Regions from separate parts of the Homo sapiens genome. Here region 2 is linked to region 1. Evidence: read pairs that join two places in POLR2A ChIA-PET (ENCODE). Cell type or tissue: B cell. All regions are shown on one strand. Links, peaks and the distances in the headings refer to the core of each region. The heading gives the core; the rest is flanking DNA.

The links. ChIA-PET counts read pairs that join two places held together with the same protein. Peaks named below come from ENCODE experiments on the same cell type or tissue, not always from the same donor. Only the 100,000 strongest peaks of a DNase experiment are listed, where the experiment ranks them.
Region 2: POLR2A ChIA-PET joins it to region 1 with 5 read pairs; 4 of 35 experiments call an interaction of 5 or more read pairs at or near these places.

Annotation. Positions count from the first base shown.
Region 1 is chr15:90,116,179-90,127,571 of GRCh38, reverse strand. All of the region lies in intron 2 of IDH2-DT (IDH2 divergent transcript), which reads right to left. Among named protein-coding and RNA genes, the nearest start is that of IDH2, 19 kb to the right of the region's middle. RefSeq lists an enhancer at 5,486-5,985. In B cell, for the core only: no CTCF peak of the experiment used is centred there; no DNase peak of the experiment used is centred there.
Region 2 is chr15:90,387,852-90,399,244 of GRCh38, reverse strand. It overlaps IQGAP1 (IQ motif containing GTPase activating protein 1), which reads right to left and starts at 11,003. Exons shown (of 38, transcript NM_003870.4): 1 at 10,849-11,003; 2 at 8,372-8,471. The coding sequence starts at 10,903. RefSeq lists enhancers at 3,215-3,714, 3,715-4,216 and a silencer at 10,500-11,279. In B cell, for the core only: no CTCF peak of the experiment used is centred there; no DNase peak of the experiment used is centred there; H3K27ac peaks cover 1,609 bases.

The DNA of each region.
Region 1 (11,393 bases), core at 4,296-8,295:
TAAAATAAAAATACAAAAATTTGTTGGGCATGGTAGCGGGTGCCTATAATTCCAGCTACTTGAGAGGCTGAGGCAGGAGAATCACTTGAATCTGGGAGGTGGAGGTTGCAGTGAGCTAAGATTGCACCATTGCACTCCAGCCTGGGCAACAGGAGCAAAACTCCATCTCAAAAAAAAAAAAAAAAAAAGTAAAAGAAAAAACACTGATTAAGACACTTGGGTTCCCCAGACAGTCCTTCTATATGACTGTGGGCAAGTTAACATACCACCCCAAGTCTTGGACTTCTCATCTACAGAACTGGGATAAAAATAGTACCTACTTCATAGGGTTGTTATGAGGATTAAATAGGATAATTCTAGAGCAAGCACTCCGTGCGTGAAGTTGCCAACATTATTTATGACTGTCTCTGTTGTCACTTGCAGGGGTAGAGAAGCAATGGGCAGAAGTGAGATGAAACTAAGAAATGGTAGTTTGGATCCAGGTTTTGAAATACACGAGGGCAGTGGACTTCTAGGGTCTGTTGGCCAAGGCATTCCTAATTAGAGAATGCAAGTATCAAGGGGCTGTGAGCCTAGGAGCAGGCAGCCCCTTCCTAAGGCTGCTGCTCTCTTTCTAGCCATCTGGACGACCTTGTGAGCACCTGACAGGGTGCATTCGGCAAGTGGCTGGCCAGCAAGTGGCTGGCCAGGATGCCCTACGTGCACGTCCCGGCATTCCTGAAATAGCCGCCCTGCAGTGGGGGGAGGTGCTGGTGGATGAGAATGTTAAACAGCTTGGAGCCTGGAAGGGAAAAGGTCACCTCTGGGGCTGTGTCCTCCAGGAGGGGGACACAATTGCCAGAGGAAGGAGTCCCTAAGAAGGATATTGAAGCTGCCCTAAGCTCTTGTGCAGTTGCCACGTCCTGGGCTATACTCCACAAGATCCAAAAGGAGACATGGGGTGGCTGGAGTGGTGTCTGGAGCCAGCTTGTACAGGCTCATGAGAGCCAACTGTTAAATTCTCAAGAATTTTGCAAGCCAGTTGTTACACATAGCCATTATTAAAAATTAAGTTATATAAACTTATGATTATATTAAAAGACTCAAACTCATCACTTTCTAATTATTTTACTATATTTTACTAGTATCTATGCATTTGAGGACATTTATGTCTGTTGCATCTATATGGTGGAAATATTATAGATGGAAATATACAACTCTGTTCAGTGATGCTGTGTTGGTAGTTTGAAATTGGCCATGGTGGAAATATTTACACTACCGAAATCAGCAAATGCTACAAGTTAGCAAACACACACACACACATACACACACACACACCCCCCGCACTGGAGCTGGTTGTTAAACATTTGCCAGCACCTCATTGGACAAACTGATTTCTTTCTTTTTTTTTCCCCCGAGACGGAATCTTGCTCTGTCACCCAGGCTGGAGGGCAGTGGAGCCTTTTTGGCTCAGTGCAACCTCCGCCTCCTGGGTTCAAGTGATTCTCTTGCCTTAGCCTACCAAGTAGCTGGGATTACAGGCACGTGCCACCATCCCTGGCTAATTTTTGTATTTTTTAATAGAGATGGGGTTTCACCATGTTGGCCAGGCTGGTCTTGAACTCCTGACCTCATGTGATCCACCAACCCTGGCCTTGCAAAGTGCTGGGATTACAGGCGTGAGCCACTGCACCTGGCCCAAACAAACTGATTTCTAGGAAGTTTGTTGTTAGCCATTTCTTGTGAGTTTCAGTATTAGCCATCTGCCCCACATGAACAGCGCCTGAGTTCCACTGCAGTTTTTTGGGTCTCCCTAACCCAATATCTGAGTGAGCTACCTTACACGTCCCGATCTCACTAGTCCTACCCCAGCCAGAGATGAGAATGATGGTGGCCATTATTCATCACTTATCACATGTTGCGTCCATCTTCAGTTGAGTTTTGTTTTTTGTTTTTTGTTTTTTTTGAGACACAATTGTATTCTGCCGCCCAGGCTGGACTGCAGTGCAGTTGTGCAGTCTCAGCTCACTGCAACCTCCACCTCCCAAGTTCAAGCAATTTTCCTGCCTCAGCCTCCCCAGTAGCTGGGATTACAGGCACATGGCACCATGCCAGGCTAATTTTAGTATTTTTAGTAGAGAAGGTTTCACCATGTTGGCCAGGCTGGTCTTGAACTGCCGAGCTCAAGTGATCCACCCTCCTTGGCCTCCCAAAGTGCTGGGATTATAGGCATGAGCCACCACACCCAGCCAGCTGAGTACTATTTATTTATTACTATTATTTTTTGAGACGGAGTTTCGCTCTTGTTGCCCAGGCTGGAGTGCAATGGTGCTATCTCAGCTCACTGCAACCTCCACCTCCTGGGTTCAAGCAATTCTTCTGCCTCAGCCTCCCGAATAGCTGGGATTACAGGTGTGCATCACTACGCTTGGCTAATTTTTGTATTTTTAGTAGAGACGGGGTTTCACCATGTTGGCCATGCTGGTCTTAAACTACTGACTTCAGGTGATCTACCCGTCTTGGCCTCCCAAAGTGCTGGGATTACAGGCATGAACCACCGCACCCAGCCAGCTGAGTATATTTTAACCAGCACATTACTATGAGGTTGGTACTAAGCTGTTACTCTACCCATTTTACAGATGATGATAAAGTGAGCCACGGAGAAGTCTGGAAACTCTCCCAAGGCAACCAGCTAGGACAAGGTTGGAGGCCTCACTTAATCACTAGCTCTACTGATAAACAATAATCTGATCATCTGATAAGGGAATTTAATTAAGTGGTTCAATTGCCACTCCTTCATGCTGCCAACCCTGACTACAGCTTTTAAACACCACAGGGCATTGTTTCATGTAGTTTTATTGTTCTTAGTCACAGTAGATAAAACTGTGGACTCTCAAAATGTGACCTATCCTAGGTCTTTAGGAGACTTTTATGAGTAAATAAGACTGTTCTAGAGTTAATGATCCACTATTTCAGTTGATGTAGGGCTTCTAACTCAATCAATTAGGGGTTGAGATCCAACTATGAAACTAACTCAGTTCAAGACCTGGCCATCTCCCATAAGAGCTAAAGCCTAGAGAGTAAAATTATTGTCAAAAGTTACATAGTTCAGCCACGTGCGGTGGCTCATGCCTGTAATCCCAGCACTTTGGGAGGCTGAGGCGGGCAGATCACCTGAGGTCAAGAGTTAGAGAACAGCCTGACCAACACGGAGATACCTTGTCTCTCCTAAAAATGCAAAATTAGCCAAGCGTGGTGGTGCATGCCTGTAATCCCAGCTACTCAGGAGGCTGAGGCAGGAAATCGCTTGAACCTGGGAGGCGGAGGTTGTGGTGAGCCGAGATCGCGCCATTGCACTCCAGCCTGGGCAACAAGAGTGAAACTCCGTCTCAAAAAAAAAGGTAAAAGTTACATAGTTCCTAAGAGGTGAGGACAGAATATTAACCTGACTGATTCCAGAGCCCCTGCTCCAGTGAGAGGAATATAATGGACTATTAGGCTGCTAGTAAAAAAACAAAACAAAACAAAACAAAACCTTGGGAGAAATGATAGTCAAAGGGTACAAATCCTCAATTAGACAGGAGGAATAAGTTTTTTTCTTTGAGATATATTGCACAGCATGGTGAATATAGTAAATAATAATGTGCTGTACATTTCAAAGTCACTAAGTGTAAATCTCAAATGTTCTCACTACAAAAATTATAAGAATTTGAGGTAACAGATATGTTAATTAGCTTGATTTAATTTTTCTACATTGTATTCATAAATCATAACATCACTTTGGTTTTTGTTTTTTTTTTTTAAGAGATGGGGGTTTCACAATATTGCCCAGGCTAGTCTTGAATTCCTGAACTCAAGCAATCCTCCCACCTTGGCCTCCCAAAGTGCTTAAGTTACTGGTGCCCAGCCCATAACATCACTTTGTAACCCATAGCATATACAATGGTAATTTGCCAATTTACAATTTAAAAATATGTTGTAGAAGAATATTTAATGGCAAAGAAAAATGCCCTAAAGTGTTAAGTAACAGATGAGGGCTAAAAAAATAACTTTTATCAATTCTTGAGAACACATTGTTTTTCACATTTAAACATACCTGAAATCAGGGTGGATACAAATCAATTCTAGATTAATTATAGGTATCATTGTAAAAGTTTTAAAAAAGCCTAAAGCTTCTGTACTTTAGGAAGATACTATAGAAGTTTTTTGTTTGTTTGTTTGTTTGTTTGTTTTGAGACAGAGTCTCACTCTGTTGCCCAGGCTGGAGTGCAATGGCGAAATCTTGGCTCACTGCAACTCCACCTCCTGGGTTCAAGCGATTCTCCTGCCTCAGCCTCCCGAGTAGCTGGGACTTCAGGCACATGCCACCACGCCCGGCTAATTTTTTGTGTTTTTAGTACAGATGGGGTTCCACTGTGTTAGCTAGGATGGTCTCGATCTCCTGACCTCGTGATCCGCCCACCTCGGCCTCCCAAAGTGTTGGGATTACAGGTGTGAGCCACCACGCCCGGCCTATAGGAGTTTTCAAAAAGGCATAAGTCTTCTAGAAGATACTATAGGAGAATACTTTCACAATCTTGGGATAGGAAAAGATTTATTACATAGGACATAGAAATAATAAACATAAAAGATATGTTGACAGAGCGTGGTGGCTCACACCTGTAATCCCAGCACTTTGGGAGGCCAAGACAGGTGGATCGCCTGAGGTCAGGAGTTTGAGACCAGCCTGGCCAACATGGTGAAACCCTGTCTCTACTAAAAATATAAAAATTAGCTGGGCGTGGTGACAAATGCCTGTAATTCCAGCTATTCTGGAGGCTGAGACAGGAGAATCACTTGAACCTGGGAGGCAGAGGTTGCAGTGAGCTGAGATCATGCCACTGCACTCCAGCCTGGGCAACAGAGCAAGACTCCATCTCAAAAAACAAACAAACAAACAAATAAACAAAAGATATGTCGACCTAGAGGAAAAAACTGAGGGAAAATCATTTATACAAATAGAGAGTTTATTTGGGCCAAGTTGAGGACTGCAACCTGGGAGCACAGATTCAAGTTGCCCTGAATAAATGCTCCAATTAGCAATATTTACAGATGGGTTTTTAAAGGAAAAAAGGAGAAGCAGTCCCTAAATGGTCTACCAAGAATTTACATTAAAATAATATAAGCTATTGATTGGCTATCCATTGATTTTTTTTGTATCAGGAATTCCAGGACATGAAGATAACAGATAAGGAAAAAAAAAAAAAAAAAAGGCCTTTAAACAGGTGCCCCAGGCCTGAATGTGGGAGGGCCTGGGGAGCTGTGACTGAAGTCCCATACTCAAGTCTCTCTGGGCCTGATCAATTTTGTATACAATTTCACATAGCTCAGACTGTTCTGAGCTATTTTTCTTTTCTCAGGTCAATAAGTTGGACTACATTAAAATTAAGAGTTTTTGTGCATCGAAAGATGTGTTAAAAAAATAAAGCAAGCCATTGAGTAAGAGGACATTTGCAACACATACATCCAAAAAGGAGACTCTGGGCGTGGTGGCTCATGCCTGTAATCCCAGCACTTTGGGAGGCTGAGGCAGGTGGGTCACTTGAGGTTAGGAGTTCGAGACCAGCCTGACCAACATGGTGAAACCCCATCTCTACCAAAAAAAAAAAAAAAAAAAAAAAAAAAAATTAGCTGGGCATGGTTGCGTGTGCCTGTAATTCCAACTACTTGGGAGGCTGAGGCAGGAGAATTACTTGAGTAACCTGAGAGATGGAGGTTGCAGTGAGCTGAGATCACGCCACTGTACTCCAGCCTGGGTGACAGAGCAAGACTCTGTCTCAAAATAAATAAATAAATACATAAATAAGGAGACTCATATCAAAATGTATATCAAGGCTGGGCGTGGTGGCTTATGCCTGTAATCCCAGCACTTTGGGAGGCCGAGGCAGCAGATTACCTGAGGTCAGGAGTTCAAAACCAGCCTGGCCAACATGGCAAAACCCGTCTCTATTAAAAATACAAAAACTAGCTGGGGGTGGTGGTGCACATCTGTAATCCCAGCTACTCAGGAGGCTGAGGCAGGAGAATTGCTTGAATCTGAGAGGCAGAGGTTGCAGTGAGCTGAGATCGCGCCACTGCACTCCAGCCTGGGTAACAGAGCGAGACTCCGTCAAAAAAAAAAAAAAAAGAAAAAAGAAAAAAAATGTATATCGAACTCCTACAAATCACAAACAAGCAGAAAAGCCAATGGAAAAACAGGCAAAAGATTTGAAACAGGTGCTTCACGAGAGAATATCCAAATAGCTAATAAGCATATGAAAAGGAACTCAATCTCATTAGTCCCCAGGGAAATGCAATTTAAAAATCGCACTGAGCTCCCACTACACCCACCAGAATAACTAAAGCTGAAAAGAATGACAATGCTGTTATCAGTGCTGTAGAGAAACTGAAACTCTCATACTTTGCTGGTAGAATATAAATTAGACAATCAATTTGAAAAGTTGGCAGTGTCTATTAAAACTGAACACTTTATATATGTATGTGTACGTCCTATGACCCAGTAATTCACTCATAAGTATTATTCCACAGAATTTTGTATATATGTACAGAAGATAAGTGTAAGAACGTTCATAGAAGCATCGTTAGTAATAGCCCCAAACTGTAAACACCCGATGTTCATCAATAGTAGAATGCAAATAGTAGAAATAAATTATGGCAGGTTCATAAAATGCAACTTTAGATAGCAACGGAATTAGTAAATTACAGCTACATGCAAAAACATGAATGAAGTTTATAATGTAATGTTGAGAAAAAGACACAACAGAGTATATACTGTATGACTTTATTTACACAAAAATAAAAATGGGCAAAATCAATCATTTTAGTAGAAGTTAGGATAGTAGTAGTGACCTTTGGGGAATTTGGAAAAATAATGTCTAAGAGAGAACTTAAGGATGGTTTCTGGGTTGCAGGTAATGTTGTTTTCTTTTCTTTTTTGAGACGGAGTCTCGCTCTGTCGCCCAGGCTGGAGTACAGCGCGATCTTGGCTCACTGCAACCTCCGCCTCCCAGGTTCAAGCGACTCTCCTGTCTCAGCCTTTAGGGCCTCACCTCTTAATACCATCTCACTGGCCATTGATTTTTTTTTTTTTTTTTTTTTGAGATGGAGTCTTGCTCTGTTGACCAGGCTAGAGTGCAGTGGCAGGATCTCGGGTCACTGCAACCTCCGCCTCCCGGGTTCAAGTGATTCTCCTGCCTCAGCCTCCAGAGTACCTGAGATTACAGGCATGCACCATGACTCCTGGCTATTTTTTTTTGTATTTTTAGTAGAAACGGGGTTTTGCCATGTTGGCCAGTCTGGTCTTGAACTCCTGACCTCAAGTAATCTGCCCGCCTTGGCCTCCCAAAGTGCTGGGATTACAGGTGTGAGCCACCACGCCTGGCCCAGCCATTAAATTTTAATACATGAATTCTGTGAGACATTTAGACCTTAGCAGTGAGAGTAAAATAAAACAAGTTGAAACAGAGAAACTTAATTCTCACAGACTTTTGTTAAAAGACCTGTTGAATGACACCTTTCAGTTATTAGGAAATTGAACCCAGGAGGCAGGAGTGAAATTCAAGACACAATGCTGAGTAAAGAAACTGGCATGGCTGGGTGGCTCACACCTGTAATCCCAGCACTTTTGGGAAGCTGAGGTGGGAAGATCCCTTGAACCCAGGAGTTTGAGACCAGCCTGGGCAACATAGGAAGACCCCTGTCTCTATGAAAAAAGAAAGAAAGGTGCAAACATGTTTATACATCTACTTGAAAAGAAAAATGAGGAGGCTTAGAACTCCCACTGGAACTAAAATATTATGGACTAATAACATGAAAGATGGGAGAATTGGAGAGAAATAATCTAAGTTTCTCATATTTTTAAGAAGGATAAATAAAATAATGAGTTTTAAACTTTGTAAAGTCAAGAATTTAATTTTTCCTTCCCTTCCCTTTCCCTTTTTCTTTTCTTTCTCCTTCCTCCCTTCCTTCCTTCCTTCTTTCCTTTCCTCCCTCCCTTCCTCCCTCCCTCTTTCTCTTTCTTTCTTTTCTTTTCTTTCCTTCTTTCCTTCTCTCTCTCTCTTTCTTTTTCTTTTTTTTCTTTCTGATACAGGGTCTTGCTCTGCCACCCAGGCTAGAGTGTAGTGGTGTGATCATGGCTTACTGCCACCTTGACCTGAGCTCAAGGGATCCCCCTGCCTCAGCCTCCTGAGTAGCTACAGGTGTGTGCCATCACATCTGGCTAATTGTTTTTCAATTTTGGTAGAGATAGGGTCTTGCTATGCTGCCCAGGCTGGTCTCAAACTCCTGGCTTCAAGTGATACTCCTGCCTCAGCTTCCCAAAGTGCTGAGATTATAGATGTGGGTTCCCAAGTCTGAATTTAATTTCTAAACAGGTAGAAATAGAACATATCATTTCCATACCAGTAAGGGAGGTAGAGGAGAATAAAGAAATCTTGGCTGATCCGATAGAAAGCTTAAAAGGATGTGAAAAGAAGCAAAAGAAGGCCAGGCGTGGTAACATGGGCGTATAGTCCCAACTACTTGGGAGCCTGAGGTGGGAGGATCCCTTGACCTAGAAGCCTGAAGTTGCAGTGAGCTACGGTCACACCACTGCACTCCAACCTGGCCAACAGAGTGAGACCTTGTCTCCAAAATAAATAAATAAATAGATAAGCAAAAGAAAAGCATGGCAAATAGAAAGTACAAAATAAAGTGATAGAAATGTAAAAAATATTCAGCAATCTCCATAAATGTGAACAGTGTAAATATGTTTATAAAAGACAAAGACTTTCAGCTGGGCACAGTGGTTCACGGCTATAATCCCAGCACTTTGGGAGGCCGAGGTAGGCAGATCACGAAGTCAGGAGTTTGAGGCTAGCCTGGCCAACATGGTGAAACCCCATCTCTACTAAAACTACAAAAATTAGCTGGGCCTGGTGGTTCGTACCTGTAATCCCAGCTACTGGGGAGGCTGAGGCAGGAGAATCACTTGAACCTTGGAGGCGGAGATTGCAGTGAGCCGAGCTTGTGCCACTGCACTCCAGCCTGGGCAAGAGAGCAAGACTCCATCTCAAAAAAAAAAAAAAAAAGACAGACTTTCAAAGTATGTTACAAAACCAAAACTCAGCTATGTGTGGATACACATAAAATATGTAACATAAAAAATTAAAAGTAAAAGGCATGAAAAAAGTTGTATCAGGCAAATACGGACCAAAGTAAAGCTGGTGTAGCAATATACAATAGTTCAAAATAAATCTTAAGGCAAAACGCAAGTTTAGGTATAAAGAGAATCATTATTTAATGATAAAAGGAGTAATTTACTAGAAAAATATAACAGGTATGAGCATAACACTTAAGAAAACTTCATAATATATATAGCACAAATGGATGGAATTACCAAGAGGAATGAACACATCCACAATCACACTGGGCAGTCTTAACACCTCTCTTAGAAACAAATAGCTTATAAAAACTTACAAGAACATAGATTTCAGTGGCGCTACTTGGGAGGCTGAGGTGGAAGGATTGCTTGAGCCCAGGAGGTCAAGGCTGCAATGAGCTGTGATCGTATCACTGCACTCTAATGCATCTCCCCCTGCCAAAAAAAAAAAAAAAAAAAAAAAATCGGAAAAGATTGGGTGTAGTGGCTCACACCTGTAATCCTAACACTTTGGGAGGCTGAAGTGGGAGGATTGCTTGAGTCCAGGAGTTCAAGACCAGCCTGGACAACATAGCAAGACCTTGTCTCTGCTAAAAAACAAAACAAATCAACAACAACAACAAAAAGAATACCTAGGGCTGGATGCGGTGGCTCACACCTGTAATCCCAGCACTTTGGGAGGCCAAGGTGGGCAGATCACCTGAGGTCATGAGTTCGAGACTAGCCTGGCCAAAATAGGCAAACCCTGTCTCTACTAAAAATACAAAAATTAGCCAGGCATGGTGGCGCATGCCTGTAATCCCAGCTACTCAGAGACTGAGGCAGGAGAATCACTTTAACCTGGGAGGCAGAGGTTGCAGTGAGCCGAGATCGGGCCACTGCACTCTAGCCTGGGTGACAGAGCGAGACTCCATCTCAGAAAAAAAATATATAAATCAAATAAAAAATAAATAAAAGAATACCTAGAACTGGGTGTGGTGGTATGAACCTGTAGTCCCAGCCACTTGGGAGGCTGAGGCAGGAAGATTAATTGAGCCCAGGAATTCAAGCCCAGCCTGGGCAACATAGCAAGGCTCTATCTCTTAAAACACAAACAAAGGCCAGGTGCAGTGGCTCACGCCTGTAATCCCAGCACTTTGGGATGCTGAGGTGGGAGGATTGCCTGGGTCCAGGTGGTCGAGGCTGCAGTGAGCCGAGATCATGCCACTGCACTCCAGCCTGGGTGATAGAGTGAGACCTTATGTCAAACAACAACAAAACCAAAACACCTGGAACTTACACATTTGACCACACATTGGACCACCAAAGAAGAGTCAATACATGTCAAAGAGGACAAATTATAAACTAACAAAGACTTCCCTTTGGCCAAAACTTCAGTCAGCCTCCTCTGAGTCCTCTGCCTCCATAGGCCTGACCTCGGGCTTCCCTCTCTATCTTTGTAGAATCCAGTTTGAGCAAATGACCAGCTAAGTCAGTTTAACAAAATCTAGGCCAGGCACGGTGGCTTGCGCCTGTAATCCTAGCACTTTGGGAGGCCAAGGTGGGTGCATCAGCCTGGGCAACATAGCGAAAACCCATCTGTATAAAAAATACAAAAAAATTAGGATGCATGCCTGTGGTCCCAGCGATTCGGAGGCTGAGGCAGGAGGATCGCCTGAGTCCAGGTGGTCGAGGCCGCAGTGAGCCGAGAACGTGTCACTGCACTCCAGCCTGGGTGACAGAGTGAGACCCTGTCTCAATAAAAAAGAAAGAAAGAAGAAAGAAAGGAAAGGAAAAGAACAAGGAAAGGGGAAATTAAAGGAAAGGAAAGGAAGGAAGGAAGGAAAAAAGAAGGAAGGCAGGCCCCAACCTTGGTATCTGACCCCCTTTGATATCTTATCACCCTGGCCTGCCTTCAGCAATAATGCTATCAGTCAGTTTAGCCAGAACAGAAGCCCTTTTATCCTCGATGTTTCTTTTTAGTAGTTTTCCATCCACTGATACTCAACCCCCCGCTCCTTGGTTATAGATCCCCACTTGTCCTTGTTGGAGTTGGAGTTGAGTCCACTCTCTCCCCCACTACAAGACCCCATCACAGTGGTCCCTAAACCTATCACCATAGCTCACCTTGGATAAAACCTGCCTTGCCATCTTTAACAAGCATCATGAATCATTTTTTCTTTAGCAAGACCCAGTGCAATAAAACATAAAATCACTATCAAAAAGACAGCTCCTAAATCCTATGTGTTTGTAATTT
Region 2 (11,393 bases), core at 2,430-6,429, 270 kb before region 1:
GTGTGGCTGCTCACGCCTGTATCCCAGCACTTTAGCGAAGGATAGCCTGAGCCCCAGGAGATGAAGACCAGCCTGGCAACATAGAGAAACCCCATCTCTACAAAAAAAAAAATTTTTTTTAATTAGTTAGGTGAGGTGAAGTGGGCCTATAGTCCCAGGTACTTGAGAAGCTGAGGTAGGAGTATCTTTGTTTTTTCAAGGAAGATTTCCTATATTCACTTTTTTTTTTTTTTTTTTTTTGAGACAATGTCTGGTTCTATCACCCAGGCTGCAGTACAGTGGCGTGATCTCAGCTCACTGCAACCTCCACCTCCCAGTTCCAGTGATTCTTGTGCCTCAGCTTCCAGAGTAGCTGGGATTACAAGCACACGCCACCATACCCAACTAATGTTTTTTGTATTTTTAGTACAGATGAGGTTTCACCATGTTGGCCAGGCTAGTCTCGAACTCCTGGCATCAAGTGATCCACCTGCCTTGGCCTCCCAAAGTGCTGAGATTACAGGTGTGAGCCACCGCGCCCAGCCAAGATACTTAATACTTTATTGTAATATAGGCTTTGTGCTAGATAATTTTGTCCAACTGTAAGCTAACATCAGTATTCTCAGCACAATTAAGGTGGACTGGGCTATGATACTCAGTAGGTTAGGTGTATTAAATGCATTTTGACTTACAATATTGGGATATAACCCCCTCCTAAATCGAGGAACATCTGTGTAGTAACTTAAAAATCTGAATTTGTGATTATATCTAAAAATTATATACACAGTTTTTCCTTTTACTTAATCCCTTCTTTTCCTTTATTATAAAATTATCACTGTAAAAAGCATTTTAAATATATAGTACAGTATTAAGTAAAAAGGAAATCTCACACCCTCTACCCCCATTCCACTCCCTAGAAGTATCTTCTGTTTCTGGTGTTTTCCTTCAGATAAAAGCTAAGGTCTGAAGTGAAAAAACTAGGGCTACCAACCTTAGGACCTTGAAAGTGCCCAGAAAATTCCTGTCATCTTCACATTAAATCTGCTTTTCCTTTTGCAGATTTAATGTGAAAATTCAGGAGGCCGGGCACAGTGGCTCATGTCTGTAATCCCAGCACTGTAGGAGGCCAAGGCGGGTGGATCACCTGAGGTCAGGAGTTTGAGACCAGCCTGGCCAACATGGTGAAACCCCCGTCTCCACTAAAAAATACAAAAATTAGCTGGGTATGGTGGTAGGCACCTGTAATCCCAGCTACTTGGGAGGCTGAGGCAGGAGAATCGCTTGAACCCAGAAGGCAGAGGTTACAGTGAGCCAACATAGTGCCACTGCACTCCAGCCTGGGCAACAAGAGTGAGACTCCATCTCAAAAAAAAAAAAGAAAAAAAAAAAGAAAAGAAAAAATTCAGGATATCCTTTATCCAGGTGCTTGGATAAAAGTTTATTGAGTTCAGGCCGGGCGTGGTGGCTCACGCCTGTAATCCCAGCACTTTGGGAGGCCGAGGCAGGTGGATCACGAGGTCAGGAGATCGAGACCATCCTGGCTAACACAGTGAAACCCCATCTCTACTAAAAATGTAAAAAATTAGCCAGGTGTGGTGGCAGGCGCCTGTAGTCCCAGCTACTCGGGAGGCTGAGGCAGGAGAATGGTGAGAACCTGGGAGGCGGAGGTTGCAGTGAGCCAAGATTGTACCACTGCACTCCAGCCTGGGCGACAGAGCAAGACTCCGTCTCAAAAAAAAAAAAAAAAAAAAAAAAGTTTGTTGAGTGCCTACTGTATTTCACTGTGCCAAGCAATTAACCATCACAGCAGCTCTGTAAGATGCATAGCGTTCCCATTCTGCAAAGGACAAATTTGGGCTCACTCCCTGACGTTAAGCAACTTGCAAAACCAGAATCAGAACTCACACCTGCCAAAACAGAAAGTCTGATTCTTTTCACTGTGGCAAGATATCTCAACATTCAAGATTTTCAAAGAAATTTTATTCATACTTTTGAATTTCTATTTTACTTAATTATTCGTACTATGAGAATATAGAGCCACATGACTTTTCTTAATAATAATGGGTACTAACTAGTTCAACTCTTTACATTTCTTAATTTTAAATTTTGCTAGGCTGGGTGCAGTGGCTCACGCCTATAATCCCAGCACTTTGCGGGGGCCGAGGCGGGTGGATCACTTGAGGTCAGGAGTTGGAGACCAGCCTGGCCAACATGGTCAAACCCCATCTCTACTAAAAATACAAAAATTAGCCAGGCATGGCAGTGGGCACCTGTAATCCCAGCTACTCGGGAGGGTGAGGAAGGAGAATCGTTTGAACCCGGGAGGCAGAGGTTGTGGTGAGCCCAGATCGCACCACTGCACTCCAGCCTGGGCAACAGAGCGAGACTCCGTCTCCAAAAAAAAAAAAAATTTTTTTTGCTAAATTTTCAGCTACATGGTAGGGTAAAAAGCTTTCGGCAGCCACATTAGGAATGAATACTCCCCATTTGCAACAGTGTTACAATACAGAAAAGCACTCAGCTTCAACCACTTTTAATAAATACACTTTTAAATGCAACCCACTTCTTATGGTGGAGCCTGTCCAAGGCCGTTGCACTAAATTAATATCCGAAAAAAGAATGGAGGTTTATTCTTAAAATAGTGTATGTCACCATTTTAAGAGTTAAGAATAAATCTCACCCCATACTTCCCCTTGGTAATTATAAATAAATGAATGGATCAGCTCCTAGTGCCACCGTGCCATTACGCAGCTACATGCTATGGTCCTTTAGTCACACTGGGTCTCATGAGATAACTAGACTTCTCATCTGTACAAAGAGAGCTTGGGTCACCATCCTAAAAATGATCCCCCTCAAAATTTAAGTGATGCTCCTCATTTTGAGAATTCTAGAAGTGCTGGGCATGATATTCTTCCTAGTCACCTCACCTACCCATTTTGTTTTCTTGCTTCTTAAATGTCTTAACTTCTATTTTCATGATCCCAGGGTGCCAGCCTGGACATATCCCAACATTCATGGAATTCTGAAATCACTTACAGGGAGAGGAGATCTGAAGAGCCCATCCCAGAAAATGCTCTATGCCAACAGTAAAGACATATGCACAAAAAAGACTTTGTTCCCAAGAACTAATTTCTTTCCAAGATACCTTTTCAATTCCTCTAAATTACAGAAAGTGACATACTTCTACTTAGTGCTAAGCTCGACTTATCACCGTGGAGTTGCTGACAGTCTCCAACCAGCCAGCGTTCCTACCTTCCCTTCTACAAGAGGGGTGTGCCCTATTCCTTGAGCTAGGGTACGGGCACTCAGCAGCAGAAAGGTGGCCCATGACAGACTTGAAAGCGCACACCAGGAATTGTCTGAAACTCAGAGAATGCTGGAATTAACTTTCTTCCTGTGACCTTTAACCTAGCTGAATTTTCTTCCATTTCCAGTACTAATCGTACTTTCTTCTCACTTGCAGAATTCCCTGTTCTGTCCTGCCTGACACGTTCTCTTCTTGGTTCTTTTCACCTGAACCTTATTCTGATCTGTTACTTCCTCCTGTCCAAGACCTAAGCACTGAACATACCTCACATATTTAAATGTTACCTCCTTCAACTGAGTGAAACGGTATTCATTGCTCCTATACAACTGCTCTTTAGCCGGCCGGGCGCAGTGGCTCACGCCTGTAATCCCAGCACTGTGGGAGGCCAAGGCGGGCGGATCACGAGGTCAGGAGATCAAGACTATCCTGGCTAACACGGTGAAACCCCGTCTCTACTAAAAATACAAAAAATTAGCCAGGCGTGGTGGTGGGCGCCTGTAGTCCCAGCTACTCGGGAGGCTGAGCCAGGAGAATGGCGTTAACCTGGGAGGCGGAGCTTGCAGTGAGCCGAGATAGCGTCATTGCACTCTGGCCCGGGCGACAGAGCGAGACTCCGTTTCAAAAAAAAACAAAAAAACAAAAAAAACCCCGCTCCTTAGCCTAAACAAATGTAAAACTCAATAAGAACAGGCAAAAGGATAAAAATAAGCTTCAATTTAAGCATAAATAATAATTTAAGATGTATCCTTGATCTATTGTGCAGCCCTTAGCAAAAAGCCTTGAATCGTTAGGTGATATCTCATTAGAACAGCGGCTTAATTTCAATATTGAAGCTGCTCTCCAAACAATGAAGAAAAGCAGAAATCTCTACATTTTCTATTTCTCAACCACTCCCAGTGCTCATTTATAGGAATTACCCCTAAATTTTCCCAGTTAACCTTTCAGGGAAACACAAACCCACAGCCACAGAAAACTTTCGTCTCTCTACACTTATACTCTCTTACTTATACTCACTGCCTCTACACAGTCATATTCACTCTCTACACACTCCTCTCTTTTCCCAAGAAAGAGCTCTGTTACAGGCAGAGGAGAAAATGGAGTGCCCTAGGATACACAATGGGGCCACTGTACTAAAAGGTGGAGCTTTTAGTAGAAGTAGAGGTATTATAAATAGAACTGAAGAGGGGAAGCTTTTCTCCCTCCAATCTCTATGATCTTTATTCCTGGCCTTAGAGTTACTGTAAATCCCAGATATTGGGGCTCCTCCAACTTGGGAGGGGTGGAGGTTATGGAGGAAACAGGATGGAACCAAACCAAAAAGGCAAACTGGGTCTAGCGCTAGAGGGGAAAGAGGGGCCCTCGGAACACACAAGATACAGGCCGGTTCACCAAGGTAGGAGAAAGAACTGGAAGAGGTTAATAGCTCACTAATAACGAAGAGCATGCCATTTGTCCTTGGTGCACTCACAACACTTTTTAGGGGTGGCAGCAGCCACATAGGTGGCTGACAGGGATTCTAGTCCTCTTTTCTCACCATAACATTCCCAGGCTTCTTTCCTTTGTCCTCTCTAGTTTACAATCTAAATAGGTGCTTCCAACCTTGATTTTTTAAAATCAAAGCCTTAAACAACAACAAAAATCACCACACCCAGTTTTATGATTGCCTCCATAAAATAGACCAGGCACCTTTCCATGATGCCAGGCCAATGGGCAGGGTGTGCTAGGGTAATATGCCACTATTATGCCCTCCCTTAAAAAAAAAAAAAAAAACCTGAAGATCATCACAAATGTCTCCACTGCCTTTTTTTTTTTTTTTTTTTTTTGAGACAGAGTTTTACTCTTGATGCCCAGGCTGGAGTGCAATGGCACTGTCTCAGCTTACCGCAAGCTCTGCCTCCCGGGTTCAAGCAATTCTCCTGCCTCAGCCTCCCGAGTAGCTGGGATTACAGGCACCCGCCACCACGCCCGACTAATTTTGTATTTTTAGTAGAGACGGGGGTTTCTCCATGTTGGTCAGGCTGGTCTCGAACTCCCGACCGCCAGGTGATCCGCCCACCTCAGCTTTCCAAAGTGCTGGGATTACAGGCGTGAGCCACCGGGCCAGGTCAGTTACTCCTTAAGTATGCAAAAGCACTCAACAAAAAAACACCTCAGGGGATCATGCCTGCTGGGTGGTCTTTAAAGGAAATGGGCTACTTTCCTATACTGGAAAAAAACACCTGACAGAAAAAAAGACGCTCTAGAGTAGCTGAAAATAAAATGCCTGGCTAATGCAGAACCTGATGAAGAAATAGGATGAAGTGTAACATTCTACTGAGGTCATGATATCCCAGCATAAGGCAGAGTTTTAAATCTTGTTTCTCAACAGGGGGAGGAGTGGGGGCCAAGGAAGGAGCATCGGAATCACTAGAGACATTTAAAATACAGTCGGCCCTCCTTATCCATGGGTTCTGCATCCATGGATTCAACAAACTATGGATCAAAAACAGTCAGAAAAAAATAAAGAAAGATATAAATAAAACAATACAGTGTAACAACTATTTATGTAGCATTTACATTGGATCAGGTATGATAAGTAATCTAGAGATATATCTAGAGTAATCTAGAGGTATGATAAGTAATCTAGAGATGTTTTCAAGTATATATTATGCAATGTGCTAAGGTTATATGCAAATACTATGCCATTTTATATAAGGAAGTTGAGCAACTGTGGATTCTGATATCTGCAGGTGTCCTGGAACCAAACCCCCACAGATACCAAGGGACTACTATGTGTCTGGATCTCCCACCCCGACCTACTGAACCACAATCTCTATGGTAGGGCCCAGATAGGTGTATTTTTTTTTTTTTTTAAGTTCCCCAGGTGATTCTAATGCACACACCTGGTTAACAACCATAGTTAAAAAAATGATGAGGCCAGGCACAGCAGCTCACGTTTGTAATTCCAGCACTTTGGGAGGCTGAGACGGGCGGATCACCTGAGGTCAGGAGTTTGAGACCAGCCTGGCCATTATGGTGAAACCCAGTCTCTACTAAAGATACAAAAATTAGCCAGGCGTAGTGGCGGATGCCTGTAATTCCAGCTACTCAGGAGGCTGAGGCAGGAGAATCGCTTGAACCCGGGAGGTGGAGGTTGCAATGAGCCAAGATTGCGCCACTGCCCTCCAGCCTGGGCAACAGAGCGAGACTGTACAAAAAAAAAAAAAAAAAGATAGAAACATTCTTCAATCAAGAAAACTACAAGTAGACCAAAAAACTCAGGCTTCAGTTTCTTCATTAAATGAGATGGTTGAACTAGATTAGCAGTTGAACTAGTTATTGGTAGTGTTTGGGGGAGGGGAGGTGTTAGCCAAAACACCCTCTGTAACAAGTGAATTTTATTCAAGAAATTCAACAGTAAAACAAAAGCAGAGCTACTTTGGATGGGGGAAGGAAGGTGTGTTGAAGCTCTTCCCTCTCACCCCCAGGTCACCTCAGTGGAATCACCAAAGCTCCACAGAGCACAAGATGGTCTCTCAGAACAGCTGCAGCTTCCAAATTCTTTGACCTTCCAAACCTTGAAATCCACAATTTAAATGGCAGAGATCTTACAGTTTTTGTTTTCTTATAAACTTCATATGAGAAAATGCCCCCTTTTCTAGTGATATAGCATGCCTTGCTATGTCATCTTCTATTATTTAGAAAGACAAGTGTTATCCTCCTCACTTAAGTCATCACTGAAACCCAAGCTCCAGTTTCCTGGAAGTTTTAAGCTCAGAAAAGAAGCCTAGACACAAGAGGGCATGCAAAATACAGGTTAGTGTTTGCCCCAGGAGAAGGAAGAATGGGACCAGAGGGGCACAAAAAAGACTTTAAATGTAGCGATGTTGGTTTTGTTTTGTTTTGTTTTTAGAGGAAAGGGAAATATCTCAAATGTTAACATTTGTTAGTTCTGGAATACAATGATGTTTGTTGTACTGTTCTCTGGACTTTCTTGTAGCATTTTAAGATTTTCAGAATTAAAATACACACATACACACACACTTGTTTATTAGCACCACTTCAAACACCCTTTTTATTAAACGTTAATTACAAATATTTCATTATCCCTCACTTGACTTTTCCACCAAAGCTCACTTATAGAATACATGATCTATAATTACATCTACCCTGGGACTCTGCAAAAGAACACAAGCACCAGAACAAAAGAAATGAATCACTGATAACAAAATGACACTCTAAAATTAAGACCACAAGGTTGTGGGGCATCTGAAAAAGGAAAAGAGCAGCTTTACATTCACTTCACAAAGAATGCAGAGGATGCTGACTCTGAATATTGCCAAACAGATGGACCTACACCAACAGCACCACGCTTCTAAGCCTCCCAAACCAAGCAGCCACTCCGCAGGTCATAGGAGGAGGAGACTCAATTCATATATAAATCAAAATTCATGAAGCATAAGTGAAACATTAAAGCCAATAACTTCAAATCCTAAAAATGCTATTTCCACCCCACAGTTGGTAACGCCCAAAACATGCACAATAAGCATAAGACTGAACAATAGAAACCTGGAAAACCGTTCAGTACACTTAAATGCCCATCACAGTGATTCATGATAAACTCTCATCAAGGCTACTTATTGCCATAAATAAATACCCTACCTATACTTATTCCCTCAACCACCAGCTTCCCAGTTACATCTATAACATACTCAAATAAATCTTTTCTTTTTTTTCCCCCCACCAAAAACAGGAGTTTTGTCACCCAGGCTAGAGCACAGTGGTGAGAGCACGGCTCACTGCTGCCTCGACCTCCCGGACTCAAGTGATCCTCCCTCCTCAGGCTCCCGAGTAGCTAGGACTACTGGCATGCACCACCATGCCTGGCTAATTTTTAAAATTTTTTTGTAGAGATGGGGTGTCACTATGTTGCCCAATCTGGTCTCAAACAGCTGGGTTCAAGTGATTCCCCCCCACCTCGGCCTCCCAACGTGTTGGGATTACAGGCATGGACCACTGTGTTCAGCCTCAAAGCAATCTTTATTTGTATTCACACTATTATCAGTTCCCTTCTCTTAATCTTCTCTCCAGCCAGCCAATCTTTACCTCTTCGCTTCTTCCAAATGACAAAGGTACTCATAAGCCACGTTCTGACGTCTCCTTTCATCCATCTCCTCTGCAGTAAGTCTTTCATTATCCAGGACAGCTACAACATAAAAGAAAGAATGTAAACACCAGGATCTGTAGCCTTCCTGAGTGATAAAAGATTGCCACAGAATCAATTTCCTGCCACTCACCTAGAAAGTCAGGATAACTAATGAGTGTGTAGCCAGCCAGGTGTACTACAATGACTTTCTTAAAAAAAGAACTATGTGGTTTCAACTATAATCATCTTGACCTTTTTAAAAATGTATGATAATATAAATATGTACTAAGTTTCAGTGTAATCTTGAAAAATACTGTCTTGAGATTTTGGCACAAATCTGTCCCTATCTGCCAGAACTCCTTCTAAATACAGATCTGATAATATTGTTTCCCTCTTTTATTAATGACCAAAGCCAGCAGTTATTGAGACATAAGTGGCAGTAATTGTACGAAGCATTTTACACGCATTCTCTCATTGAAACCCCACAACAATCCTGTGATTATCACTCCTATTTTACAGACGAAGAAACTGAGGCTGGGTGAACTCAGCCCCATGGCAAATAAGTGACAGGGCCTGAATCCAAACCTGGAGAGTCTGTCTCCAAAGCCTGAGCTTAACCTTGAAGCAATCTGCTTCCTTCATGGGCACCAGGTGTGGAATAAATTCCTAACTCCTTGGGAAGGCATTCAAGGCCTTTCCCAGTCTGGTCCCAACTATTTTTGGAAACTCTCCTCTTCCCTTCCTCCCACCACTGTGCAGTCTACATCACTCAGTTCCCAACACAGTATCCCTCTACTTTCAATACCTTTGTTTATGCTCTTCCCTCAGGTCCTGTCTCTTGTTCCACATGCCCTATCAAACTTTTTTTTTTTTTTTTTTGAGACAGGGTCTTGTTCTGTCACTCCGGCTCGAGTGCAGTGGCACAATCATGGCTTACTGCAGCCTCGACTTTCTGGGCTCAAATGATCCTCCTACCTCAGCCCCAAGCAGCTGGGACCACAGGCATGGGCCACCACGCCTGGCTAATTTTTTTTTTTTTTTTTAAGAGATGGAGTCTCACTGTGCTGCCCAGGCTGGTCTCAAACTCAAGGCCTCAAACTATCCTCTCACCTCGGACTCCCAAAGTGCTGGGATTACACGCAGGAGTCACTATGCCTGGCCACCTGTCAAACTTTCTACACAGCATTCTTCAAGGCTCTGTTCAAATGTCACCTTCAGGCCAGGTGCAGTGGCTCACACTTTGGGAGGTCGAGGCGTGGGGATCATTTGAGATCAGGAGTTTGAGACCAGCCTGACCAACACAGTGAAACCCTGTCTCTACTAAAAATACAAAAATTAGCCAGTGTGGTGGCCGACGCCTGTACTCGGGAGACTGCAGGAGAATCGCTTGAACCTGGGAGGTGGAGTTTGCAGTGAGCTGAGATTGCACCACTGAACTCCAGGCTGGGCGACCAGAGCAAGACCCCCTGTCTCCAAAAAAAAAAAAAAAAAAGTCACCTCCCGTGCTCATACTGTCTTCCCCAGGCCCCTTCTCCTTACCTACATTACTCTGTATGGCTAGTAAGTTCAGCATCTTTTATCATTATTGCACCTTATAATCATTAGCTTGCACACCTGACTCTCTGATTAAAACGCTCTTTGGAGACAGGGCCTGATCTTACTCATCTTTAATTTCACAAACGTGGCACAATACCTCACGTATAACTGTTGATGCGTGAAATGTTGATCCTTTAAAAAAGAACATTATTCCCACAATATAAAATAAAACCGAAAACCTCAAAATCCCAAAGGGTCCTCCTTTAGCCAATCCTGCCTGCAGTTCAATGACGTCCAGGGCCGACAACAGAAAATGAGGAAGTCAGAGGATTTTCTGCTTCTTTTTTTTTTCTTTATTACTATTTTACTTTTGAAATCTTGAGGAGGGAACTAAGCCCGAGAAAACTGAAGTGACTTGCCCAGGACGGCACCTCGTAGCTAGCCTGGGACCGGACAGGTCTGGACCCTGGTCTATCCCTTGGGTCTACCCCGCAGGCAACACTAGGGCAGCGCCTTTCCACGAAACGGGCAGAGCCCGCGTACCCAGACCCCCAATCCCCGGGACACGCCCTGCGCGGTCATCCTGCCACCTCACTCTAGGCCGTCTTCCCCAATCTCGGCCGAGCCTGGGCGGCGAGAGGCGCTGGGTGGGGCTCCCCCTACCGCGGCCCCAGCTAAGGCGGGAGGCCTCGGGGGTCCTCTCCGCCGCCTCGGACCCCGAGGGGGCGCGAACCAGGGGCCTCCCCGCCCGCCGCCCGCCGCCCCACCGGGACGGCTCTTCCGGGTCCGAGCTGCCGGCAGCCGCCCTGCCCCACCCGCCCGGCCGAGCCCCCAGGAAAATCGCGCCTCGTCTGCAATTAGCCCAGCCCGAAGCCCCCGCGCCGCGGAGCCCCGCACTCACAGCCATAGTGCGGCCGGGCCACGCCCAGCCCGTCAACCTCGTCTGCGGCGGACATGGCGGACGAGCCCGAGTCTCTGCTGAGGAAGCCGTGAAACCTTGGAGGCGCGGACGGCGGTAGCTACAGCTCCTGCCAAGTGCGCGGGCTTGCCGGGGTCCCCGAGGCCCCGCCCCGTGCCGTCAGCCCCACCCCGCAGGCCCCGCCCCAGCGGCACCGCCCCAGCGACACCGCCCTGAGCGGCCGGAAAGAGGCGGGGCCAGAGTCACCGTGCCCCGCCCCTAACTCCGCCCCCTCAGCCCGGCCCCGCCCTGCATCCCGCTATGGTCTCCGTAGGCGGAAGGAAGAAGGTAGAGCCCATCCTCCAATCGGGCTCACGCTGAGCTTGCCCTGCCGGGAATGCCCGCCCAGGTTTATAGCCCCGCCCCCAAGGCCACTGCCCTATCCGCAACTCTAACCGAAAGGCTGCCGGTGTCTGCTGCCTGAAATCAAAATAGTGGGTCATCTCCCTTCTCTTGCCGGCCCAGCTAACCTCTGCACCAATATTTGG